2 separate regions of the Homo sapiens genome follow, and region 2 is linked to region 1. The links are chromatin loops, found by intact Hi-C in ENCODE. Cell type or tissue: heart left ventricle. All regions are shown on one strand.

What was found. A loop is a pair of places that touch in the nucleus more often than their neighbours do. Peaks named below come from ENCODE experiments on the same cell type or tissue, not always from the same donor. Only the 100,000 strongest peaks of a DNase experiment are listed, where the experiment ranks them.
Region 2: a loop joins it to region 1, with 2.8 times the contacts of the local background. A loop is called at or near these places in 4 of 110 quality-filtered maps.

Annotation. Positions count from the first base shown.
Region 1 is chr15:57,921,767-57,924,266 of GRCh38, forward strand. No RefSeq gene overlaps it. Among named protein-coding and RNA genes, the nearest start is that of ALDH1A2-AS1, 140 kb to the right of the region's middle. In heart left ventricle, a CTCF peak has its summit at 1,140; a DNase peak (open chromatin) is centred at 1,235; H3K4me3 peaks cover 495 bases; H3K27ac peaks cover 2,055 bases.
Region 2 is chr15:58,042,210-58,044,709 of GRCh38, forward strand. All of the region lies in intron 1 of ALDH1A2 (aldehyde dehydrogenase 1 family member A2), which reads right to left. Among named protein-coding and RNA genes, the nearest start is that of ALDH1A2-AS1, 22 kb to the right of the region's middle. In heart left ventricle, a CTCF peak has its summit at 1,197 (motif pointing right); no DNase peak of the experiment used is centred here.

The sequences.
Region 1 (2,500 bases):
GTAATAGTTTACAAGACCAAAGTCAAGAAGGACCAGAGCTGGTGAAATGAGGCTGTTGACCTGTCCAGGAGGCACTATGAGGAACAGGTTCAAACCTCCAGCTGCTCAGTCCCCTGGGATCATTTCTGTGCCCCCACCCCCCATTATTTCCTATCATAGTTCTCTATTATTTAAAATAACACAAAAAAACACAATTTTAAGTTAAATATTCATGTGATTAAATTTTAAATGTATCTCTGCTATTATTCTGTAAGCTTTATCCAATGCTCATTCTGTATGAATAGACCTTAGCACAGTATTCACCAGGCACAGATTAAATGGAGATCTGTTGAATGACTTAATGGATAGATGGATGCGTGGAAGCAGTGTTTCCCAAGCTTCAGCATTCCCTTCAAATGGCTCATCTGCCTTCTATGTGTTAATGAGCTTGTTCCCTCTTCCCTCGCAACTAACCCCTAGCCCCCATCCAAGCAGAGCCCAAACCACTTTCTCTGTTCCCAAGAGAAAAACATGGATCTCTTCTGCTTGCTCATCTGACTTGGCATTGGGACTCTTCATTGATTACATGGCTGCTGTCCTGAGAGTCTTTACCTTTATGATGGAAGAGTTAGAAATTAGCCCAGTCCCGAAGATTACTTGAGGCCATCCATCAGCCACCACCGAATTTCTAGAGTAAGTTTGCTAAGACCTCCAAGACCACTGTGGTTCTGACAAGGAGAGCAGCTTGATTGTTTTGTTCTTGTTATTTGTTAGGCCTGTGTACCTTCCAAACAGTATCATTCATCCTCCCAACTACCTTGTGGTGTAGATGCTGTTCTTATTTCTATTTCCCATGCAAGGGTACTGAGGCACAGAGGGGCAATTGCCCAAGGTCACACAAACAGCAATGGGCTGAGCTGGCTTTGGATTCAGGCAGCCTGAGTACAGAGACCATGCCTGTAACCATTATGATCAATTTCCTCTTGTCCTAAAGTGTGTTCCTTTTGGTTAAGTTCTGCTCCAGCTGTGAGATTTCTATTCTAGGGTTCATACTGGGTCTCCAAGTAATGCCCGATTGCAAAGTGGGCGGGTGTGGAGGGGGCTGCTGTGTCCCGGGGAGAGGAAATATTTTGATTTTTGAGTGTAAATGGTGCATACAAGTTCTGCAGATTGTCCTCCAGGGGCTGCAAGCTGTGCTTTCAGGAAACACTCAAGTGTCCGCTCTGGACAGGATCAGCTCAGGGAGGAGGGGCAGGTGCCCAGCTCCTGCCTGCCAGATTTGGGCAAGCAGCCCAGGACAGAGGTGACTCCCACACCTTCACTTCCCCGATACAGGCCTGGTGTGGAAGCTCTGATTCAGCAGAGGCAAACTCTTTCTCACCATTGCATTTATTTCTGCTTTAAACAATAAGGATATAAAAGAGAATTTGGGAATTAAATCCAAAAGTATGCCAGTGGACAACAGCATATAGAGGTATTTCGTAAAGCTCCATTTTTAAGTAACAGAAACCCTCCCAATTAGTGATTTTAACCCTTTTAAAAAATTGCTTGGATTAAAATAAGCTTTTAAGCAAACCTGGAACCAATATGCTGTTGTTTCTCCTGTTTGTATCAATCTTACAGCTGTTGCTTTGCTAGGATTAATTTGCCTCTGAGGGGTTTCAACACTATCCTCCCTGGTGTATTTTCAGAGCCCATAATGTCATGTAATCGGGACCATGTTATTTTTGTCTGAATCTCTGGGAGTGATGTAAGAGGAAAAAGGAAACTAGCTAACTCCCAACCATTTGACCAAAGGTTAAATTAGTCTTGGCCTTTCCCCAGCTGGACAGAATGCTGCTCAAACATTTATTCCATCCAGCCAGGCAGAGTGGAAGCCCTCCTCCTTTCTTCTTTAATTGTTTTCCCTAAGATATCCATCCCCATCATGCCCCCAAATAACATGCCCATCCTTTTGCCCTCCTCCCCATGCCCCACCACCTTCACATCGTTCATTATAGAGCATCAGCACTGGAGAGAAGTGTGTAGAAAAGACTCAGGAGGTAGAAGTAGATCCTGATGTGGGAACTGGAAATATGTTTTTCTTGAGAAAGTCTTCCAGTCAGTGAGTGGCTGCTTGGAGGACACACTGCTTGGCTCCTTGCCTTTGTTACCAATGCAGATACCCAGCATTGCCAGGATCTCAGAAACACCCTGATACTTCCGATTGTAATTTCTACTTGAAACTGCCAAGAAATGCAAGCCAAAAACTCCACCCAAGCCCAGTAGCGGGTGTCCTTGTAAGACACATAGCCATGTCAACATTTCACCCTATCAGACTTAAACTTGGTCCAAGTATAGGAGGTTTCATTGGGGCTGGGAGTGGACCTTTAAAAACTAGCATATCTCTCCATCGACACTACCTACCTATCTACTTTGTATTTTCTTTCTTTCTTTCTTTTTTTTTTTTTTTTTTTTTGAGATGGAGTCTCACTTAGCTGCCCAGGCTGGAGTGCAGTGGCACGGTCTTGGCTCACTGCAA
Region 2 (2,500 bases), 120 kb after region 1:
TAGTCATCTTTCAAAACTGAGTTCATATACGACCTCTTGATAAAGCCTTCCTAAATCCCTTCATACAGAGCTAACTGCAGGTCCTCTGACATATACCTACCTATCATACTGTCCTGTAATACTTTACCTAAACCCTCCACTGTATTGCTTGCTCCTTAAGAACAAATACTATGCCACTACGTCATCTTTACTTTTGTATAACCAACATCTACATAAGGAACAGTAAAATAGTAGATGCCCAATAAATGTTTCCTAAGTATTGATATTACATAAGAAGCAAGTATGAATTAAAAACGTACATTGTTTCTTCCAGCTAAAAGCAAAACAATGTATGTTTTGGATTCCAGGAGTCAAGTTTCTTGAAATCCTAGAATCACTTTCATCTCATGTCCCAGAAAAGCTGTCTCTCAATCTACAGTGAATACCATCTCATTTATATTGTAGGCTTCCTACATTTTTCTTGTCTGAATTGAAGTTAAGACAAATAGTTTTCATCCAGAACATGATTCTAGATAAAGACACTGTGGTCACCAAGACTATGGACGTATTTACTAAAATACCAGTGCCACTGGTATCCTGCTAAAGCCCTTGCAAATGAAGGTGGTTCACAAGGAACTGCTTTTCTCTGGGGCACTGGATCATAACACTGGAGTTCTCCTGAGTGACTTGAAGTCTGAAAGGCCAAATTGAATTGCAGTCTTCTCACCTGGCCACTATCAATGATGTCATTTTATAGTTTGTTATTTAAACTGACTGTGCATTAGGGGCTTATTTATAAGGGGATACCCTTATAAAAGTCTTATTTTCTTCTACAGCACAGGAGGAGGAGGAAAAGGAAGAGGTGAAGTTGCTTGTGTTTTAGTCCTGGTTTCATGCTAAGTATGTGGCAAGTCACTCAGCTTCTCTAGCCCTCAATTTCTTTGTCTATGAGGGTACCAGACCTGGTGACTGAAGGAAGGCTAACCATGGCACTTATGATACAAATCTTGTTTCCAGGCTCTTGACAAACATTAATAATGAATCATGACACTTTCCAGCTAGACTTTTCTGAATACTTTTCAATACGGCACTTCAGAAAGCTACTATCAATCTAATGGAAGATGTCATTTGTTATTAAATCTATTGCCATCCCTTACAACCCTTGAGTTCTAATATTCTGTACATCTGGGTTAGTGGATATAGAACACATGTGGCCACCAGTGGGCGCTCAATAAGAAAGTGTATCAGAAGTTCTGTGATAACATAGGTTTGATTTGTTCCTTCTCTAAAGAGTGTATGTTAACATTTCATAGCCATTTGAATAACAGAATCTCCATGACTGCTGCAGAGTATGCCCTCTGTGTTCTCAAATGTGACTGCCTTCTTTTCCAATTATGTCTAATATTTTAACACACAATGAATATACTACAAAGACATCATTTGAAACGGTGAGATTCAGGTGGAAAAGAGTCCTACAACAGACATTTTTAAACCTATGCCAAGTCATCACCAAGAACAGCTGGAAACCCTCCCTCCCTGCCAAAAAACGGTTTTTGTTTCCTGTTGTGAAATTATTCAGTACACCAAGATCATACTTTAACAGCCAAGTCCTATTAAAGCACTATTTTAAAATGCTCTAATGAATGAGAATCTTTTTCTCGGTCTAAACATAGTAGAGGCTCCTTTGGTTAGGAAGAGACAGATTCACAGAGCTGTACAGGGTCTTAGATATAATCTCTGCAAATCCAAGTGTTAGATAAATAAACTTGTCAAAAGAAGTCCAATGGCTTGACCAAGGCCACATACCCCGGATTTGTGGCAGAATAAAGAACGAACCCCCCATATCCTGATTCCCACCTCAGTGCTTTTTCTAAACTTAATTTTTGCTGATGTCTATTTGAAAAGAGGACTTGATGGCTGACCAGATCCGAGTGATCTTTGCTGCATCTCTATCATGATGCTTCTTTTTTATTTAAGTTCTGGGATACATGTATAGAATGTGTGCGTTTGTTACCTAGGTATACATGTGCCATGGTGGTTTGCTGCACCTATCAACCTGTCATCTAGGTTTTAAACCCTGTGCACATTAGGTATTTGTCCTAATGCTCTCCCTCTCCTGCCCCCACCCACCGACATGCCCCAGTGTGTGATGTTCCCCTCCCTGTGTCCACGGGTTCTCATTGTTCAACTCCCATTTATGAGTGAGAACATCCAGTGTGTGGTTTTCTATTCCTGTATCATGATGCTTCTTAGACACTGTTCAGCACAAGGAATTCTGTTTGAGTCCTTTTACTTCAGCACAATCAACACAGGTGCCAGTAAAATAATTTTTCATTTTCTTTCCCGAAAGCAAAATATGTTAGGGAAACTGTTGATTTATATTCCTAATGAAACACTACTTAGAGATGAGGTCCTGGGACACTGTCTGCAGTCTTCCCAGGTGCAGAAGCAGAAACTTCTGCCAGAGGACAGTCAACAACCAGACTATTACAATCCTCAAATAGAAAATTATTTTCCTAGG